Linked DNA regions of Homo sapiens: region 2 is linked to region 1. A link is a loop called in an ENCODE intact Hi-C map of the cell type or tissue named here. Cell type or tissue: PC-9. All regions are shown on one strand. Links, peaks and the distances in the headings refer to the core of each region. The heading gives the core; the rest is flanking DNA. Region 1 holds the start of LNCATV (lncRNA negative regulator of antiviral signaling). Region 2 holds the start of LOC105373210 (a long non-coding RNA gene).

What was found. Hi-C counts contacts between places; a loop is a spot of excess contacts. Peaks named below come from ENCODE experiments on the same cell type or tissue, not always from the same donor. Only the 100,000 strongest peaks of a DNase experiment are listed, where the experiment ranks them.
Region 2: it touches region 1 in a loop (8-fold over the local background); 4 of 110 quality-filtered maps call a loop at or near these places.

The regions. Positions count from the first base shown.
Region 1 is chr1:234,960,677-234,966,052 of GRCh38, forward strand. LNCATV (lncRNA negative regulator of antiviral signaling) reads right to left here and starts at 3,323. Exons shown (of 4, transcript NR_125945.1): 1 at 3,091-3,323. RefSeq lists enhancers at 2,089-3,288, 2,602-2,901, 2,922-2,971. In PC-9, for the core only: a CTCF peak has its summit at 3,332; DNase peaks (open chromatin) are centred at 1,575, 2,165, 2,895 and 3,675; H3K4me3 peaks cover 3,607 bases; H3K27ac peaks cover 5,000 bases.
Region 2 is chr1:234,744,107-234,749,482 of GRCh38, forward strand. It overlaps LOC105373210 (a long non-coding RNA gene), which reads right to left and starts at 4,648. Exons shown (of 3, transcript XR_949292.3): 1 at 3,987-4,648; 2 at 2,758-3,444; 3 at 1,430-2,285. In PC-9, for the core only: no CTCF peak of the experiment used is centred there; DNase peaks (open chromatin) are centred at 1,905 and 2,775; H3K27ac peaks cover 1,687 bases.

The DNA.
Region 1 (5,376 bases), core at 300-5,299:
TGATAAAACTGGAAAAACATAAAAGACTCCCTGTTCCTCTCCTCCATTATCAATATGTGCCTTAGATTTGGATGCCAAGTCAAATCTCACCAGAACTATATCCTCCATGGTAACTTATTAAAGAGTCAATCAAAGTTTGCTTTAAGAGAAAAGTAAATACACCCAACTTTCCATACAATGCCGGACCCCGAGTTCACTTCCTGGTTTCACTGTTGACTCAGGTTGCAATCCTAGATAAGTAACTACACATGCTCACTGCCCTGGGCCCAAAGCTGGGGCGAGAGCCTGGAATCAGCGCACCCCCAAGAATTCCGGAACATGGGAAGATGCCCATCTTTCATGGAGGGGGCATGCCTCGAAGAGGAAAATCAGGCAAAAGGCCGTGTGCAAAGCTCCACGTGCAGGTGCAAGCTGCTTGTCCCTGAGTCTCTGATTGCGAGGAAAGGGGTCACCCGCTGGTCGCACCACCAACAAAGCCCTGCCATCCTTTGGCTCTGCGCTCACCCATAATTACTGGGCGTGAGGTGGGAAGGGCCGCCCTTTGGGACTCAGGTGGTGGGGAGGCTGCAGAACAGAGTCGGCAAGTCAACTCCAATCACAGTAAGCATTTTCAAAGAAACACATAAAAATAGCCAGAAGTGGGTCAGCACTTCCAGTGAGGTTAGAGACAGGAAATTGGGACAGACTCCCGGTCCTGTGTAGAGAGATAAAAGTTTTATTTCATAAGTACAAACTCATACTCTTTCCAATCTGATTCCTCGTTTCTTTTCTTTTGCTTTTTCATCTCCTCTGTCTTTTGGATACACAGGAAACACACACACACAGCTAACAAAAACAGTGTGATGTTGGAATCTTGCTCCTTCAGTTCTAAGGTCCTCTTTTTCCTGAAGCTGAAGAAAAAAGATACTTAAAGAAAACTTACTTGAGAGTCAGGCAGGAAGGGGAGATGGGATACACACTTTCCCTATCTTTCAGGTTTCTGCAATCTCAGCGCATGCTGCTTAAGAGGAAAAGAGCAGCAAAGCAGATGAAAAGCACTGCATCCTTAAGTGATTTACCTGTTCCCAAGCAGGCCTGCCTCACACCTGCCTCCCCCCAGTTCCCTGTCATTGACCCTCCCGCCACCATATCTGTGGCATCTGGTGTGCTGCACACACAGTATATGTGTGCAAGTGCATGGTATATACACATAGCACACATGCATACATGCTATAAACACATGCCCATATATAGGCTCAGTGCACAGGTACGCACAGTGCTCAGGTACACAGAGTACACACACCTGCTAGCCACATACACTCTCAGTGTACACACATGGTGCTCATGCACACATGGTAGTGCATGGTGAATCCACATAGCATCCATGCACACACACAGTACCCACACACACACGCGGTACATACACATGGCACCCCTGCACATACACAGTAGACATGCGTAACCCAGAAAGTGGTTCTTGCTCTCTCTGCAACCTTAAGACTTTGGCAGTTTTTGTTAACTCCCACACTTGGCAGGATTACATTTCCTTGTGGCCTCAATGACGTGATAGGGCAGATTTATTGGGCTTACAGAAAAAAAGAGAGAGGAGAGAGAGCGAGAGAGCGAACAGTAAACTCTGCTGTGCAGTCAACCTGGACCTTGGTTTTAAGTTGCACATCATCAGGGCCAAGAGAGAAGATTTGGCAACATGGGGTGGTTTGGTGAGAGTCGGCATGTTTCACTGGTAATCTGCTGGAGCACTAAAATATATACATCCAAAGGTTACCTTCTTTCAATTCACTGAAAAATAAAAGGAGCTTCAAGGCTGGACCAAATAACACACATAAATAACTCATGCATGCCTGCATGCATAGATGCAAACATACATACCCAAGATGTGTAGCAAACAAAACAGGCACAGTGCTTTCAGGAGAAACTTGGGTGTGGAAGTAAGTTCTACCTTTTTGCTCTATTTTCCTCCTGGAGGGAGAGAGGAAAAGCAGCTGCCTAAATGCTCAGTCAGCCCACAAGCTGTCATGCGTGACTATCTCCAGGGCAGACAGGAGAGCAGGAACCCCTTTCTGAAGCTGAGTTCTGATGCAGAATGTTTTCAGGGCTTAAGACAGCCCCCACACAGCTAGCCAACAGAACTTTCTGGGCTGCGGTCAGTTAGCTATGTCGCACAGGAATGGCATCTGCTTTCACTTATTTCAGAACTCAAGCATAAGTCCTGGGAGTATTTGACCAAAAGAGCCTCCCGCTTGGCGTGCGAGGGTTAGGTTTCCAGAAGATGTAGCACGTACCTGCGCTTTCAACTCCCAGAAGCCAAAGCTATGGAAAGATCTCAGCGTGTTTTTTTTTTAATTTTATTTTAAAATCATACCGTTTTAAAAGTTCTGCTTGTTATAAATCCAGCCTGAAAGCAGATGAATGAAACATAGACCCACACAAAAAAAATCTACAAGAATAGATCTTTTTTTTTTTTAACTTGGGGTTTTTGAGGAGGGATTTTAGAGGAGTGGCGGGGAAGCTACTCAGTCGAGATAAACTCCTTAAAAGCATGGGCAAAATTCCCTTTTCTGTGACCAGTTTTTTTAAAAATGACAAAGTCACACAAGAGAGGAAATGAAAAGGGAAATTTTTAGACTTCTCATCTGTGCTGAAAGCCCCGGGCTGTTTCAGAACCCGGTCAGGGTAACCGTCAGGCCTGCGGTCACCGCGCTGCAATCCCAGGAGGCCTTGCGTCAGCGGCCATTATATCAATAAGGAAGTACAATCACCAAACCACAAGCCGGCTTCTTTTCTAAGCCCACATGTTGCTTTAGAGGGTTTTCAAACAAGAGACTTTCCTGTTTTTGAAACCTGTGAATCCACAGGTCTTACAGGTTACTCAAATTATCTTATCACTTGCAGCATGAATTTCAAAACTGCTTACTCCAGCCTTCCCCTCCCCTGGAGGAACAGACGTCCATTTACAAACCAGAATCCTTATTTACAGTGTCCCGTTGCCAATTGCTGACACAGAAGGGGGAAAAAATACCAGTTATACATTAAGCTTTAAGGTTAAAGTATCTGTGCCAGACGCTGTCCAAACACCATCTATTCACTGACCTGAAGGCAGGATGACCACACCGGAGAAAATTCTACAGAAACAGTTTTGCGGTCACAGCAGTATTCCTTCACAGAGCCAGGCTATGTTTCCTGCAGATGCATACACATGCTTGCAAATGTACTGTAAGAAATCATCACAATTCACAGGAAACATATTTATCCTAAGATGTGTAGCAAATCTGTTGGAAATTTTTAAGCACAGCCAAAAGACATCCCAAACCACCTATGAGGTTGCTTCCCAGGTTGCTGGAAAAATCAACGTAGGATAGCATCGGTAGAGGACGCTACCGCGGCGCAGGTGAAAGATGTAAACAGTGCAATCTAAATCTTCAATGGGATGCAAGTCAGACTTATTTTTCTCTTGAGCAAATAAAAAGATTCAGATTAAAGAGTGCCTTATAGAACTGGTACAGAGTTCTACATAGAACTGATATAGAGTTCATCTAATAAGAGTGTCTTATAGATGAGATAAATCCATAAACAAACGTCTCTCTTTCCTGCTCAGCTCAGCAGCTTGAGAAAGATGTGCCACACCTAACAACTGCATTTGACAGCCATCTCCTGGTTTAACTTCTACCCTGGCCAGCGGCCACTTAGCGTTGCCCCAGCAATGCCTGCAGACTTCATCACGCGCTCCCTCGCTGGAAGCGTCCCTCCTAAGGCAGACCTGAAGTTCACAGAGGGCTTCTGGACAGTAGTTCACATTCTGTTTTCAATGGTGGCCTAATCAGACTGAGAATAAACAACAAGTGAACTTTATCCTGCAGCTACAACCAGTGAACTCTAAGCCCATTTCACAGAATGCACACAGCAATAATGGATCTAGCAGACACTTATCTAATCTCACACTTTCCGTCTTTTTGGGTTATAATCAACACTTAGCTCATCAACACACACACACACACACACACGCACATCTTCCAAAAAAGAACCTGCTCTCAGTTTAAGCACACTGAGATTTTATTTATCTTATTTTATTTGTCTGCATTCCAATAAACCTTCTAACATTGAAATGTTGAGACAGACACTCTAAAGTCAGGATGCTGTGATGTTTATGTTTGAGGGAGGGTTCTTTCAAAGTAGCCAAAATTGTCTCTCTTAGGAAATGTGAAGTGTGAATGAAGCCACACCAAAAAGTCTCAGAAGTAAATCTCTCAAAGATTATGACCAGCCTGTTGTGGAATAACGCAATATATCCTTAGAGGAAAATACAATAAAGTAAGAGAATTCCAGGCTTCCTACACAGGCCCAGTAGGTATTTTTTATCTTAATAACTCGTTGGTAAATGGCCTACTATGTCCATAGGAAAAGCATCCTCTTCTTCAACTGTGTTTTAAAAAGAATAACTTCTTCTTTCCTCCTTTGGAAAAGCCATTGCTCCAAAATTCACATAAAACAAATACAGACTGGTTTTCTGTTCCTTTCACTTTCTGTCCCTATCACTTTAGGCTGTGGTAACCAGGACTTCTAGGCCTAAATATGCTTGCCTGATTTTGCCTGAGTTTGCTGGAGAATTGCTCAACCACCCTCTCACTTTGGCTGTGTAGACCATAGCTCTTGCCCTCCCTCCAGGGGAGAGGCATTAACTAATGAAGAAAACAGTGACTCCCCTCTTCTGCCACCACTGACACTCCATACCCAGGCCTGTGCCACCAGGCCTGCTTCCAGGACTGTGGGCTGCCTGTTCCCTGCTATCCTGAGCCTTCCAGCTCCAGTGCCAACAAGGGCACTAGGTAATGGGTACTTCTGATGAAGGACACTGCATGAGATCTTCCCATCACTTAGAGAAGTGTTCCATTTGGGGTCATTACCAACCCTGTCTACTCAGACCAGCAAAGCATAGAGAAAAATAGGATGGATAGGCAAGTATAAGGCATCACCTTATATCTGTGTCTTAAAAAGCTCTTTATATTACAGAATTTCTTTATTTGGAACAACAAAATACTCTGAAGGGAATCTCATGAATTTTAGTTTGGAACGTTTATAGAGGTTGTCTGGAAGAATAGTTTTTGTTGATTTGGTTTTTTAATACAAAGAAAAATAAAAGCTTTTGTAGTTATTCTTGAAGGTATGACCTCCAATTACAAGCATGAGAGATATTGTAAGCAAGTCCTTTTCTTTTCTTTTTTTTTTTTTTTTAAGAGACAAGGTCTCACCATGTTGCCCAGGCTGGTCTCAAACTCCTGTACTCAAGCAATCTGCCCACCTCAGCCTCGCAAAGTGCTGGGATTATAGGTGTGAGCCACTACACCCAGCCTGTAAGCCAGTCTTTTAAAGCTCATTTTA
Region 2 (5,376 bases), core at 200-5,199, 220 kb before region 1:
TTCATAGCTTGTTAACCTTTTCCTTCCCAAAACAATACCCATGTTTGTTTTGGCACCACTCGCGTCCTGCATACTGAGGACGGGTCTGAGTTGGATGCACAAAAGCATTTTTCCCTTAATCTCATTACAAGGGCTCCTCAGTCTTTAATTCTTCCCAGGGCTCACTTGCTGTGAAGTGATTTCCTCTTGGAATCCGTTTCTCTTTGTGAAGCTGGGAGAGCAAGTCTGTTTGGTTTTGTAGGGATGTGGGGAAGGAAAGCAAAGACAAAGGCAAAAACAAGTGGTGCTGGGGTGCCCTGGAAGTTCCTAAGAGCAAATGGACCCACTCTGAAATGTCTGCAGCTGAGACCAGTGATACTCGAATTCCAGTTTGAATGAGGATCACGCGCTGAGGTCACGTACTTACTGCTGTCTCCTGTCTACCTGAGGTTTACAAAATGTGTGAATAAAGGCGCCAGTGCTTTGACAGCTGGTCTTGCTCATGCGTTTAGAGAGCATCTTATTTCATCCTTTTTGCCCCTCGAATGTTGCGCATCTGACAGTTTGACCACCCTGCCTGGACTCTTACATGCATGTGGCATTTCTTTTTCTTTCTTTTTCTTTTTCTTTTTTTTTTTTTTTGAGACAGAGTCTCGCTCTGTCACCCAGGCTGGAGTGCAGTGGTGCGTCTCGGCTCACTGAAAGCTCCACCTCCCGGGTTCAAGCGATTCTCCTGCCTCAGCCTCCCGAGTAGCTGGGACTACAGGCTTATGCCACCACACCCGGCTAATTTTTTGTATTTTTTTTAGTAGAGACAGGGTTTCACCGTGTTAGCCAGGATGATCTTGATCTCCTGACCTCTTGATCCTCCTGCCTCGGCCTCCCAAAATGCTGGGATTACAGGCGTGAGCCACCACGCCTGGCCTGCATGTGGCACTTCTAACATGTTCCTCCTAAGCGTTGTGGACAAATCCATACTGAGTTTTTATTCTCATGGATTCATGTTTATTCTCAATACTTGAGGAAATTGTAAGTTTAACCAGCTTTCTGTTAATTTTACTATCCTTTCTCATGAAAAGATTTCTTTTCCCATCTGAATTGTTTCCTAGATTGTATCTGCAAATACAAAACTACAATGAGGGACAGAGGATTCTGGAAAATGAATGGGGATGCTGGGGGAAACTAACAACACCAGCGACAAAACCAAGCCACTGGAGCCTGAACCAGCCAGGTGCCTGAGGAAAAGGGGAGGGAAGGTTTTCTCTCCCGCGTATTGTATTCCTGTTGTATATTGTACATGTAATGCATGCTAGCTGCCATTTAGAATGGAAAAGCATGCCCTCACCACAGTCAGGCCCACATTTTGCTTTCCGTGTTAAAGAGAGAAATGGCGTAACGTGCTCGTGAAGAGGCGGCACCTGCAGCGGTTGGAGCTGGCACCCTTGGCAGACTTTCTGGGACCGAGTCCTAGCTTTTTCTCTTATTAGCACGTTGCTTCCCCTCATTTATAGAATGGGCCTCATACCTACCTCATGGGGTATCAGACAGCATCCTTTCTTTTCACCTGATGCATTAATTTGGACATGAACTGAGAGAAAAGAAATATAAAACATAGTCCCTGCTTTTCAGTAGCTTAGAATCCAGTGAAACTTACCAATATAAAAGAAAAGGATACAGGCAAATTCTTGACAGCATCTCCTCTGTACTCACACATCCTCTCCCACTATCTATTATATTTTCATGTAAAAACGTGTGTGGGTGAGGGAAGGATTCTGGGAGGCTTCGTCCTGGAGCTCCAGCGGCTTATCAATCACCATTAATCTTGGAGGCTCACAGCCCCCATGCCCATTTGCTGAAGAGGAGTGAGTCATCCTGACTCGAACAGCAATGCTGACAGTTAATTGAATTCCAGAGCCAACGTTTCTTCCTACCTACAGCAATTCTTCACAGCTCAGAGCTCAAGATTGCTCTGAGCAAGACCGCTGTGTTTACGAGGCAGAGAGAAAGAGAGAGAGAGGGTGCCTTTTTCAAGTGATGGAAAGGCCATGTTGACGTGTAAGATTTCGTTTTTCTTTGACTTTCAGGCTTAAAACTTATGCAAACTTGGTCCAGAACAAAATGGACCAAACAATTATGGTTGAAGATTGCTATTAGTGTCTTTCCATGGGGGCAAGGGGCACTGACAGAGAAGCCTCTTTCCACTCCAAATGTAGCAGGTGTAATCTGCAAGCTGCCGGGCCCTCTTTTAATAATCCTTTATCTTCCCAGGGATGACCAAGGGCAGTCATTATTTGCTGACTGGTCCGCTGTTGAAAAGGGAGGAAAAATTAACGCATGTGTAGAAAATTTTAATGAGGAAAGATTTATTTCTAGAGTCCTTTCACAACATGTGTATATTTCAAGAGGAGAGTGACTACGCAAAGTGACAAAGACAACAATTTATATTTGGAACAGCTAGTATTGGGTGATGGGCTGATTGGTTTGATGGAAGCCAGGTTGTCACGGACTGAAAAGGAAGCAGGTGGTAGATAAATGGAGGGAGCAGTGGATGATTCATTCAAGTCATTTAACACACTGTCTTGGGAATCATGTGCGCACAAAAGCAAACAAACTTTTTGGGAGATTCCAAATTAGGCAGTTGGGTCTTGGAAAGAGGCCCCCCATGTGGGAAGCTCGAGCCCCCTCCAGAAGGCTCTTCAGAAGCTGTGTTAGAACAGTGTGTTTCTCATGGTCGGTCCCTGACTCATTATCCCTGGTTCCTGGTTATACAGGATTTACCTGAAGCAAAATGACCACAAAGGCGAACTCCTCCAGGCCATCTCCTCTTGAAGTCCTCTTTGTTCACAGCAAGGCCCCAGGTCACAGTGCACAGCCTGCCTGGGCCTGTCTGTCCAGGATCCAGCCCAGGCTGAGAAGCCCTGCAGCAGGCAGAAAAAGGAAGCCTGAGGTTTGAGGAGAGCGCGGGGAGGGTGGAATGGAGCCAGAGGCCGTGGTGCCTTGGAGGCCCAGAGCCATGAGTCCCGCACCCTCATGGAAGCAACGGAGGGATCCCTCCCGGTTCTCAGTGCAGACAACTTCCTTTCCGACTGTGGCCCTGAGGATCAGAGAAGAACACCTGTCTACAATGGCAGAAAGCTTAGGGATTTACCTCTTCAACTACCTCTTGTTACAGAAGAAAAATCTGACTCACATGTGATCACAGCAAAACAATCTGAATGAGACCCCTCTTCTGATTTATTCTAAGCCCCCTCTCAGACTGCCCCTAGGCCAACAGGGAGTTGGGGATGGGGAGTGAAAGAGTTTTAGACAAACTGATTGGTTCGGCAACACAGTCTTCCGGCAGAATTCTTACTCCTTAGTCTTCAATAACAGGTTGTAGAAATTCATTCAAGTATGTAGGTTTGAGTCCTGGCTAATAGCTACCCTTGGAAAAGTTCTTAACTCCTTGAGTCTTGGCTTCTTCCCCTGAAAAATCAAGAATAATCATTGTAGTGGTAGTAGTAGTAATAATAATAATAATAATATCTGACTTATTGAACTTTCAGGATTACTGTGAAGATCTAATGACAAAATGAATATAAAATTACTGAAAAAGTATGAAGCCCTCAAAGTATCATGCAGTGTTGACAATAAGTTCATTGCATTTCAATCCCTTAAAACAAACAATTCAATTCTATTTCTATATTTCTATATACTTATAATGATTTTCACACACACTCACACACACACATACACACTTTAGCTCTCTCTGATCTTTATACACCGAGTCTCATGCTTTTACATGCATTTACCATCTGCTGTGCATAAAGCCTCACTCTGCCCAGAGCAGAGTTAACAGAAATTAGGGCTGAATCCTGACTCAGCCTCAGTTATTCACCTGTAACATGCATATAATAATTCATAAACAGTGGAGGTTTTTCCTTGCAGTGGACAGATGCTAAATCATTATAATGGTATCCCCATCCTCACATAAGTTTGATGGGCATGTAATGTGTGTTTGAACTTACCTATGGATTTCCTAGCCTGGCACTCAAGGCCCTCTGTAGTGTGAGCCTCTCTTCCTAGCCTCTAGTGACTCCCGCCGCCTCCCATCTCCACTCACTTCAACCTTAGCGGCCCCGTGCTTCCCACACCAGCGCAATGCTTCTCCTTTCTTCACCCAGCTTCCTCCGCTGGAAGAGGAGGATGTTCCCCTTTCTTTCCCTGCATTTCCAGCTCTTTGCCTCTGTTGGACCCTGTACTGTCAGCCCACAATGACTTCCTTGTGTCCAAATTCTGCCCAGTCTCCTAGGTCTGGGCATTTGCTCCTCCCCTTTGAGATTTTTCCCAGAGCCTCTTAGCAAAGTCACTTTGCTCTCAGTTTTTGTGGCTCCTCGCCTGAATTTCCTCTGCACCACATTTCACTTTCTGCCCCATGATTCAGGTATGCATGGACATGCTTTCTCTCTTCTCTAAAATAAAAACTTGCTGAATGAATGGATAAATGTGTTGTCTTGGAATAATGGATTGATGTTTGTAGCTGCTTCCATAATTAAATTAAAAGCTTTTTAAAGGCAGGGACCACATCTTATCCGAAACTATAATTCAATTAACCAACACGTTGGAGGGCCTAGTCTGAAGTGGCACTGGATAAGGTGCTTCAGGGGTGGATGACAGAGCCTGTGAGACACATCCTTGCCCTTCAAGCGTTCACAAGCTGGTTGGAAAGGCAAGCCCCTCTCCTCTAAAAAAATGCATGGAGAAAACAACCATAAATATCTGTTAATGGGGGAGAGATTAAAAAAGAAAAGATTATTGTATTCATGCAATTTACTACTACTCAGCAATAAAAAGAAACAAACTATTGATAGACTTACTCAGCATTGATGAACCCAATCATTATGTTGAGCAAAAAAAGCCAGACATAAGACTGTATACCAATTGATTCTGTTCATATGGCAAGTCCAGAAGAGGGAAAACAAAACTTTGATGACAGAACTCAGATCACTGGTGGCCTGGGTTGTCTGGGTTGGTGGTGGGAACAGGGAGGGGGGTGATGAAAGCAAACAGGCATGCAGGAACTTTCTGAAGTGATGGAGATGCTTCATCCTGATTCGGATGGTGCTTACACACATGCGTTTGTCATCAAACTGCACACTTCAATTCTGTGCATCTTATTGTATGTAAATTTTATTCCAATTGAGTTGATTAAAAATGAGTAGAGAGGCCAGGCTCAGTGGCTCATGCCTGTAATCTCAGCACTTTGGGAGGTGGAGGTGGACAGATCACCGGAGGTCAGGAGTTCGAGACCAGCCTGGCCAACATGGTGAAACCCTGTCTCCACTAAAAATACAAAAATTAGCTGGGCATGGTAGCACATGTCTATAATCCCAGCTACTTGGGAGGCTGAGGCAGGAG